2 separate regions of the Homo sapiens genome follow, and region 2 is linked to region 1. A link is a contact called in ENCODE Hi-C data. All regions are on one chromosome and are shown on one strand. Each heading gives the region's core, a stretch centred on a gene start or an enhancer-like site at or near the end of the contact. The rest is flanking DNA. Distances are from core to core; before and after follow the strand shown. Region 1 holds the start of EFCAB14 (EF-hand calcium binding domain 14). Region 2 holds the start of CZIB (CXXC motif containing zinc binding protein).

Evidence for each region. A loop is a pair of places that touch in the nucleus more often than their neighbours do. Pooled maps may share reads with other maps.
Region 2: a pooled map shows a loop between it and region 1 (10-fold over the local background). The contact joins the promoter of CZIB here to the promoter of EFCAB14 in region 1. A Hi-C loop is called at or near these places in 4 of 50 pooled maps.

The regions. Positions count from the first base shown.
Region 1 is chr1:46,717,414-46,722,381 of GRCh38, reverse strand. It overlaps EFCAB14 (EF-hand calcium binding domain 14), which reads left to right and starts at 3,268. Exons shown (of 11, transcript NM_014774.3): 1 at 3,268-4,479. The coding sequence starts at 4,295. RefSeq lists silencers at 3,044-3,093, 3,414-3,463.
Region 2 is chr1:53,216,693-53,222,202 of GRCh38, reverse strand. CZIB (CXXC motif containing zinc binding protein) reads left to right here and starts at 1,569. Exons shown (of 8, transcript NM_017887.3): 1 at 1,569-1,633; 2 at 1,859-1,942; 3 at 3,280-3,336; 4 at 3,708-3,789; 5 at 4,000-4,031; 6 at 5,344-5,421. The coding sequence starts at 1,628. CZIB-DT (CZIB divergent transcript) reads right to left here and starts at 1,843. Exons shown (of 1, transcript NR_185918.1): 1 at 1-1,843. RefSeq lists silencers at 1,238-1,297, 1,428-1,797 and an enhancer at 1,667-2,168.

The DNA of each region.
Region 1 (4,968 bases), core at 2,019-4,518:
AAGACTGGGCTAGGAATATTATCATCCCCATATCACAGACAGAAACTTTGAAGCGCCAGAACTCTAAAGTGACTTCCCCAAACTCACTGCATTTCAGGCAAGTTTTGAGTAGGTTAACAGACTCCCCAGGATCATAATATGAACAACCCCAAAGGAGAAGATGGATCACAACCTTGGGAGTCCTGGTGTGGGAGGGCAGCAGGAGGCCCCACTCTGAGTGGGGTGGCTTAATCCCTGGCCTTGAGGGTCCCGGGTCTGAGGAAGGAGGCCAGAGAGGTATCCAAGAGCTCCTGAAGGAAAAGAAACAGCTGGCCAGTAACTTTCAAAGGGTGACAGCATCCTGTGTGATGTCTACCCAACAAGGAGGGGTGTTATCTACAGATCATAAGCAAACAGGCAGACAGAAGGACTGAGAGGCAGATCCAGCAGAAGCATTCCCCTGTTTGTCAATTCTACTCCTGCAGCCTCCCCACCCATGACCAGCCCACTGGCCAGTCATGGGAGAGATCTCCACCCACAGAGAGCACAGGCTCTGGCTGACCAGAAGTCCCTGCAGCGGGGGTGGTATGTCCTCAGCCCTGCCCCACTCCCCTGGGTTCCTCAGTCCCTGGTTCCCTGGGAACCTGTATCATCTACAACAAAGGAGGGCCACCCCACCCTCGGGCCAGCCACCTCTCCTGCCTGGGGCTTCTGGTGACCACAGGATGTGTTTCAGAAATGGTTCTTGAAGTCAGGAGCCTCACCTGTCTATCCCCAGTCCTTCAGGGAAGCATTAGTGAAGAACTCTCCAGTAAAACTTTCTGTGGTGGTGGAATTGTACTATTACTTGCTGCCTGGTAGCCACTTGCCACATATGGCTACTGGACACTGTGGCCAATGATACTGAAGAACCAATTTAAAATTTGTATTTTGTTTTAATTATGTTAAATGTAGATTTAAATTGTTATATGTGGCCAGTTTGGCTACTGTATTGGGCAATGAAGCTCTAGAAACAAAAGGGGACAATACACCATGACTTGGGGCTTCAAAAACACTTTCACATTCATCTCATTGTCCTGTGAAATAGGTGTTTATCCCCATTTTACAGAGGAGAAAACTGAAGCTCAGAGAAACTAAACGGCTTCCATGCTGATGGAGCCAGGAAGAAGTAGAGACATGATTGAGTCCCAGGTTTCTTGATTTTGATTCCAAAAGTCCACTCATACCTCTTTGCAACACTGCCCACTTATGTAGTCATCACATATTTATTGGGTCATCGTTATTTAGGAGTACACTTCTGGGCTAGACACTTAAAAACAAATCAGATACAGGCCCAGGCTTTGCGAGAATCCTTGGACAAAAGCAGCGTAATTGCCACAGTAAGAATATGGGCATAAAAATTACTTTAAGTGACTTTCTTCCAAGTAGCTCAAAGCACTTTGCTTTAAATTCCATTTATATCTGATGACTTCCCAATTGATATTTCAGGCCCCAACCTGTGCCCAGAGAACTCTCAATGGGTATACCAAACAGCCTCCATTTGAATATTGAATTGGCTTGTCAAACTTGTCCCAAACTTGCTCTACCCCATCTCAATAAATAACAATTCCTTGCTTCCAGTGTTTCCACCGCCAAACCCTCTCTTCTCTTCACACCTTTCATCTAATCTATCAGCAAAAATTGTCAGCTCTGTCTTCAAGAAACATCCAGAATGCTCTCCATCTCTGCTACTGCCTCTCTAATCTATCAGCATCATCTCTAGCTGGACTGTAACAAACTGCTCTCCTGTGTTCCTCACTCTCCCCCCACTTTTTTCTACAAAGTAGCCAGAGTAATTTTTTCCTTTATTTTATTTTATTTTATTTATTTATTTATTTATTTATTTATTTATTTATTTATTTATTTATTTATTTTTGAGACGGAGTCTCGCTCTGTTGCCAGACTGAAGTGCAGTGGTGCAATCTCGGCTTGTTGCAACCTCCGCCTCCCGGTTTCAAGCCATTCTCTTGCCTCAGCCTCCCAAGTAGCTGGGATTACAAGCGCGCACCACCACGCCCAGGTAATTTTTGTATTTTTAATAGAGACAAGGTTTCACCATATTGGCCAGGATGGTCTCCATCTCCTGACCTTGTGATCCGCCCACCTCAGCCTCCCAAAATGCTGGGATTACAGGCGTGAGCCATCGCGCTGGCCCAGAGTGAATTTTTTTTTTTTTTTTTTTTTTTACGGAAAAGCCAGAGTATGCTACCTCTCAGCTTAAAGCCCCCAGTGCTTTCCCAAAGTCCTTTCAGTGATCCATAAGGCCCTAAAGCCCTGGCCTCTGATGCTTCTCTGACCTCATTTCCTATCACTCTGCTCCTTGCTCTTCTGGTCCAGCCACAACAGGTCTTCCTGGTCACTCCTTCCTGCAGCCACTGCACAGCTCATTCCCTCACCTCTCCTCCGATAAGCTGACTAAATGTTCCCTTTTCACAGAGGCACTCCCCATCACCTGACCGTGTTTCAATTTTCATCATAACACTTATCACCTCCTGACATTTAATATGTTTGCCTATTGTTGCTCTCCTCCCTCTAGAGTATAAATAAACTGCAGGAATAGATTGGCAGATAAGATACACGATGCTCAGTTAAACTTGCATTTCACATACACAATGAATAATTTTTTAGTGTGAGGATGTCCCAGATGTTGCATGGGATGTCTTAATGCTAAAAAATTGTTTGCTGTTTCTCTGAAATTCAAACTTTACTGGGTGTCCTACATTTTTATTTGCTAAATCTGGCAACACTATACAGGAAGACAAGGACCCTGGTTATTTTGTTCATGGCTGTATCCCCAGCGCTAGAACAGCTCCTGACACGTAGTAAGTAAGCTCTCAATAAATATTTATTGACTGAATGAATGTGTTAATTAATCTGAAACGCGCCTAAACTTTTAACAGCCTGTGTGAGAGTCAGAGAGGCGGAGCCTTCAGACTTGGTTAGTCCAGGGGGCGTGGGCGGCTGATGAACTTTCGAAGTAGGTCGAGCAGCCGGGCGCTTTGCCTGCCCCGCCCGCGCTCCGCAGGATGCAGGACTCCACCCGGCTCAGGTTCGCAGCAGGTCCCGGAAGCCCTCCTGGGGGCGGGGCCACCCTAATCGGCAGGTGGGACCCAGCCCCAGCCGGGGCAGGGCCCCTTTAACGCCCCACCTCTCCGCCACGACTTTCGCCCCGGCGTGACGTCACCCCAGCGGGCGACCAATGGGAGTGCGGCTTACTGGCAGGCGGCGCAGGCGGCCGCTGCCAAAGGGGAAGTGATCTGGGGCTGGAGCGATGGCCCGGGGCTGGAGCTCGCGGCCGCCGCCGCCGCAGCCGCCGCCACCAACGCCAACAACAACGTGTCGGGAGCAGCCGCGGCCGAAGCCGGAGCAGGGGCCGGAGTCGCGGCTGGAGTGGGGCCTGCGCGTGTGAGTGGCCGAGAGTTGCCCGTGCCGGAGACCTCAAACTCCGGGCGGGAGCGCTTTCGGTCGGCCGAGCCGCCGTCGCCCGCGGCACCGTGTCCCCAAGGCCCAGACAGCGGGGCGGGGGTCTATCAGGCGCGGGACTGGCTTCTCTCAGGCCGACCCTTCTAGCCGGGCTCCGGATCTTCCTCGGCCTCGGGCCCCCTTCACGTTCAGGACGGAGGCCGGAGAACGGTGATCATCACACACCCCAGCCGGCTTCCTGGCCAGGGCATTTTCTCTGCGGCCAAGCAGTGTTGGGATTGTAGCTGCTGGGAGCCCCCTCCTGCCGCCACCTCTCCTGCAAGGAAGGGACTGACGCGTTCCCACTTTCTTACTCTGCACCTCCCCACTCTCTTCCCATTCAAGAACGAGTTTCTCTTCCCTCTCCATTGGAAATCTTGCTCCGGAGGTCCGAAACACGTATTTTAAGCGTGCCCTTCCTCACCTCCTGGAGCACCCTTAGAAGTATTGCCTACTTATCCGGGCTGAGAATCCTTCATTTTTGACCTGGCTTTTTTTTCGCCCTTTGGGAGATAAAGGTCCCTCTCCACCCTCTACTAACACTCTGCACCCAAGGCCTTATCCTTTGGGGTCACCAGCTCCTTGGCCATTTCTATGTGATTTCCCCCACCCATCTGAGTTCCAGTTTCCTCTGGGCTCCAATCTCCAGTCCCTGGCGGATCTGGTCAGTCCCACCCCTAGGTGGGAGTGACCAGGGGGCTCTGGCCCAGGATTCCCAACCCTGGAAGGCAGCTCCAAGGCAGGAAGAGAATTGGGCATCGGGTACGAACCTGGCAGCTCAGGAGTCGGGGCTCCACTCACCCCACACAAAAAGATGAAAAAGCGCAAAGAGCTCAATGCATTGATTGGTTTGGCTGGGGACAGCCGGAGAAAGAAGCCCAAGAAAGGCCCAAGCAGTCACCGCCTGCTTCGCACTGAGCCTCCCGACTCAGACTCTGAGTCCAGCTCCGAAGAGGAAGAGGAATTCGGTGTGGTTGGAAATCGCTCTCGCTTTGCCAAGTGAGTAGTGGTGAAAGGTGGAATGGGAAGAAGGCATCTCCTTGCACTACCAAGGGGCCACATTGACAGGAAGGAGAAAGGAAGTCCTTAGGAAGAAAAAAGGGTGTAGGCCTTGGAAGTCAAAGAGGGAAAAACGGTTTTAGGGAGAAGGTAAGTTCAGATCCTGAATGAAGAATAAGTTAGAGATCTGTCTTTAGGTGTAGAAAGAAAAGCTCCAAATCTGAGGTGGAAATGTGGACTTGGAGAATGTGCCAAGAGCCCAGGGAGTCCTAAAGAAGCAAAGAATGGAGACAGAGGAGCAGAGAAGCTTTGGGGACTAGACTTTTTAAAACAGTGTAGAACAAAGGAGAAGCAGAGACTTTAAGACTGCAGATTATTTCGTTTTTGCACTCTTGATGAGTCTGAATATTGGTGGTGGGGAAATATGGTGAGAGATATACTGTAGGAAGTATGAGCCTTGAGAGTAGGTGGGGTCGGGGGGCAAAAGAA
Region 2 (5,510 bases), core at 320-2,819, 6.5 Mb before region 1:
CACGGGCTCTGAGCTCAGCACAGCACCAGGACTTGCCCAGGAATTGCAGTCTTTGTGGCCTAGACTGCCTTTCGAATTTATTTAGGACCCTGAAGCACTTTAGCCAGTGGTGGTGGGGCTCGCCAGAACCTGACCACTGGGATGGATGATTCCCCTCTGGCTAGGGTTTCTCTAAGTGCTTCCTCTGTGGGCACTAGCTGAATTCTGCCCTGAGTTGCTTTCCACTGTGACAGGGCAAAACTCAGTTCCAATGCAAAGTCCCATAAGCACACAGATTCTCTCTCTATGCCAGGCAGCCAGGTGCTGCCAGAGGATGAGGGAGGGGTGGTGGTAGCAATTCAAGACTGTCTTTCCTACCCTCTTCATTGCCTTGTTCCTTTTTTTTTCTTCTTTTATGAGATAGAGTCTCACTCTGTCACCCAGGCTAGAGTGCAATGGCATGATCTCAGCTCACTACAACCTCCACCTCCCGGGTTCAAACAATTCTCCTGCCTTAGCCTCCGGAGTAGCTGGGACTACAGGTGTGCACTGCCATACTCGGCTGATTTTTGTATTTTTAGTAGAGACAGGGTTTCACTATGTTGGCCAGCTAGGTCTCAAACTCCTGACCTCAGGTGGTCTGCCCGCCTCAGCCTCCCAAAGCACTGGGATTACAGGTGTGAGCCACCGCACCCAGCCATTGCCTTATATCTTGATGTGACGTTACAACCAGCTACTGTGATTGCTACCTGAGTTTTGGTTCTCATGAAGGTGCTTTCTTGTGTGGATAGTTGTTCAGTTTGGTGTTCCTGCCAGGGAAGAGGAGGAGGAGGATCACTGGAGGGTTCTATTTGGCTATCTTGCCCCACCTCCTAGAAGAGTCTTGAATGTGCTGTTCCTTTTACCGTTAATCTCCACAGCTCCTGCATGGTCTCAGATGTAGCCTGGACAGGAGGCCAGGTAAAATAAAGTTCAATAAACGTTATGAGAGAAGGATAAGCCAGGTGGGCTCCCAAAAAAGAGCCAGCTGAAGGGGAATGTCCAGTCGCAAGGACCACAGTGAGAAGGATGTGGACACAGGGCAAACTCTGGAGAAGGGCCTAGAAACCAGGTCTCTTGGGTGAAACAGGAAAGGGCAGTTTGAAGAAAGGCATCATCCCCAAATCTGATAAACCAATACATTCTACTTTTTAAAGCGTATTGGTTTATCTTTATTTGGCAGTCTTGGAACTCTTCCTTTTGTAGCTTTTCCCCTGGGCAGAGGGAGCTGACGTGATCTGAGAAGTTCCAGGGCAGGCAGAGTAGTGAAGAGCCTGGAAAGAACTGAGGGTCAGGAACTGTCCTGTTCGCTTAAAGCAGGCACAAAATTGGCGTTCAGTAACTGTCTGTGGCACCACCGAATCCTGGAGTCAGGCTTCCGCTGGCCTGAGCACAGGTTGCTCGCGGACCTGGCTGACCTCCACTGGCCCCAGATCCCCAGATGCGAAAAGCCCAGTGGGCCAGGCGAGCAGCGGCGCGCAGAAGTCCCTGCCCCGCGGCCCGGCCCCGGCCCCGCCCTACTGAGGGTGCGCAGACGGCACCCGCCTTTTACGACGCGCCGGAAAGCAACGGCAAGGGCCGCAGCCAGCACCGGGCGGAGAGGGCTACCATGGGGGTGAGGGGAGGCCGCCCGCCGCGGGGACACGGAGGGGAGGTGGCGAGGGTCTGGGAGGCAACAGCTCGCGCCAGGAGGAGATGAAGCGAGTGGGTGCGCGCTGAAGGAGCAGGAGGCAGAAGGAGTGTCTCCCTGTGGCACCCACGGCTGGGAATGCGGGAGGGTCGGGCAGGCGTGGGGCTGCGCAGGCACGGCTGACGCAGTCGCTCTGGCCCTCCCCCTCAGAAAATCGCGCTGCAACTCAAAGCCACGCTGGAGAACATCACCAACCTCCGGCCCGTGGGCGAGGACTTCCGGTGGTACCTGAAGGTGCGGCCGGGGCGGGGCCCGGGGAGAGGAGGCCCGTCCTGATCTCAGTGCTGAACCGGAGCCTTCTCTCCGGCAGTATGAGAAAATATTTAACCAGGCACATTAAGTGTTCGGGGTTTTCCTAGTTAGAATTTTACGTTTGCTTTCTATTAAAGTGTATTGGTTTATCTCTAATTGGCAGTCTTGGAAAGCTTCATTTTGTAGTTCTTCCCTGTGTTAAATATTTCGTGGTCTGTAAATGGACACTAAACGAAATGCTACTTGAAGGGACGCTTGTGATTATTTAATAAGGTGAATAGTTCGCCTTTCGTTTATTGATTTGGTTTTCTTTATTGTGAAATAGTTTAATTTTGTGCGTAATCCACCCTTCCTTAGCCCTCCCACACTGGTAAAGCTGGTACCCTAGTGGCATGGTCTACAGAGGCCTCCCCTTCCCCAGCAGTTCGAGGCTCTTCACTCTTCCAGATCCCAGAGCTTCTGCTCTGTTTTACTCCTGGTCAAAAATCCCAGCATCCTTCTGTACCTCTCAAAAGCCCTGTTTTTCGGGAAGCTGCCTCCGGACTACTTTTGTTTCCCAGGATTTTGAAGCCTGAATACCAGGGCTTACTTGGGAGAATCTGTTCTTTGGCTTGAAGAAGCGGAATCGAGTGAAGGAGACAGAAAAATAGAGTAACAATAGAGTGATAAGTGCTTATACCAGTGACATACAGGGCCTGTGGGAACATAAAGCTAACCAAGCAGAGTGGGTCGGGGGCCTGCTGAGGCCATTTCTCTTTTTTTTTCTTAATTGACACAGAATTGTACATATTTATGGGGTATATAGTGATGTTCCGATAAATGTAATGTATTGTGATCAGATCAAGGTAGTTAGCATATTCACCTCAAACGTGTATCATTTCTTTGTGTTGGGAGCATTTAATATCCTAGCTATTTGAAACTATATATTATTGTCAGCTATAGTCATCCTACAGTGCTATAGAACACTAGAACTTATTCCTCCCATATAGCTGTAATTTTGTATCTTCTAACAAATCTCTCCATATTCCCCCCCCTCACCTCCGCTGAAACCATTTCTGCACCACAGGTGCCTTGAATCCCCGGCCACACTGAGCACTTCATAGAGGAGGGTGGGCACGCCGGCATAGGAAACAGCCTTACCTATCCTTTGCCCAGAGATAGTTCTAGTTTTGTCCTTGTTGGGGCAGGTGTTAGGGATGAAGTGAGATTGCCATCAAGAAGGTAGATCATGAGCCTGCCCACCTCCCACTGTTCTTACCCTTTCCTTGGTGTCTGTGCAGCAGAGCCAGCTGCTTTACTAACATTCTTTTTCCCCAAAGATGAAATGTGGCAACTGTGGTGAGATTTCGGACAAGTGGCAGTACATCCGGCTGATGGTAACTGTTCCCCGCCCAACCCCCAACATAAACACTCACAAACACACATACACTTCTGGGCAGGGATTTGGGGAAACTGGCCTTCATCTCTCCAGTTCTTTGCTCCCTGCTTTTTGTGGTTTGGGAGGGTAGGTGTCAGTGTGATCAGCACTGGATTCAATAGGCATCTTTGAGGTATGAGGCAGAGTTCAAAATCAAGGGGAAGCCCTTTTTTTATTTTCCTCAGGAAGCCTTCCCAGGAGTCTTGTCCTAGTAAGTTACCCTTTCTGGGTCTTGGTCTCTTTAAGTGGACAATAAATGGTGGGCTCGATCTCCTCAGGACTGTACATCTAATTCATATGTGACTGAAAGTTCTGTTTGCTTTTTGCCAGGACAGTGTGGCACTGAAGGGGGGCCGTGGCAGTGCTTCCATGGTCCAGAAGTGCAAGCTGTGTGCAAGAGAAAATTCCATCGGTAGGTCAGGCTGTGCGTACTGAGTTCTGCCAGGGTGGCCCACAGCTTCCTGGCACCAGGCTGAAAGTAGACTCATGTTACCTGAGGGTGGAGTCAGGCCTAAGATGCCGACACCTGTACAGCGTGATCTTTTTCAGGGCCACATGTGGGCACCTGGCTGGGGCGAGGGTATGGACTCAAGTCAACTTTGTGTTCTCTTTTCTATTTCAGAGATTTTAAGCAGCACCATCAAGCCTTACAATGTAAGTTTGCTGCTGTAGTGGCAGGGATGGTGGGCTTAAATCCTAACTGGAGTTAGTAGGTCTGGGTTCTAGAGTCATGCCTGCATCAGAGTGACCTGCCATAGGACATTCACTCATGAACTTAGTTCTTCTTTGACTCAGTCATTTATCCACTGTACACTGAGTGCTTGGTATATTGCCTCTTGCAGTGCCTTCTTATGAGGGCTGGGCTGTGAGAGCTCAGGGGACCTCTGACACAACCTAGCTGTTCAGTTTGCATCACTGAGAGCACTTGCCTTGTCTTCATTTTAGGGGACTAGCAAGCTTTCTCTGAAACCATGGGTGGGGTAGTCGTTTGGTGCATCCCATCCTTTATATCATCAGTGTTAACAAGTTAGCCCAAAGGTGAGGGAGGGTGTGCTTTGGATCTGTTTGTTTAAAGAAAGCCAGTTATATGTATTCACCTATTCCTTATTTGGTATTTATTTAAAGTATCTTGAGTTGTGCCAAATTCTTGGCTTTGTCCTGAAGTTAAAGAGAAATTAAATGAGGACTCGCCTTCACGTACATAATAATCTAGTGGAAAATACAAAAAACAAGAATCGAACTAGGGCCCTAACAGAGAAGTGCCTTACCAGTGCCAGAGATGTGGTCAGTGTGCAGGAAATTACTTTACAGTGAATGACAGGATGAGACTGAATGTAGGGCATGGCACTTGTGGTCCCTAAGCCCATAGGTCAGGTAGGCATGAATTTCCTGGCCACCTGCCCCCCAAGAGGTGCCCCCTCCACATACATAACCATTTCAAAGGCTATAAGACAGCCCTCTGCCCTTACTGCATGGCAGATGGTCAGCAAAAGGCTATGGTTAAGTGTACTGGGTCTGTTTGGATGATCTAGAGACTTTGGAGCTTAACATTCTTGTTCATATTTTTGGTGTTGATAATTTTATTTACTATTTATTGAGCACTGTGCTGGGCACTTTATATGCATTTCAAAATCTGACAGTAAAATTGTAGAGGTTTCCTCGGCTCTATTTGACAGTTTAGGAATCTTGGGCCCAGAGGGGAAGATAGGCAGAGCTTACCTTACATCCAGGCAGGTTGACCCCAGCATCCACGCTCTTCTGCAGCCTCCATGTCTGCTGTCTACAGAAAGCTTCATAGGGAGCAGGTGCCCAAGGCAGGCTTCCTCTAAGAAGGGGATGAGTTCTTCCTGGGTCTCATACTAGGCCTCCAGGGGCAGTAAGTGCCCATTTGGCAGGAAGGAGAGGGGCCATGGGGTCATCCTGAGAGCTCATTTGGGCCTGCCTCCTCAACACACTTCCTTTCTAGGCTGAAGACAATGAGAACTTCAAGACAATAGTGGAGTTTGAGTGCCGGGGCCTTGAACCAGTTGATTTCCAGCCGCAGGTGTGTGTGTATCTTTCTGGGGAATCTTTGTCTTTGGGGAGGGGATGTATGAAGTGACAGCCAGAACTGTGCTACCTACAGATACCATG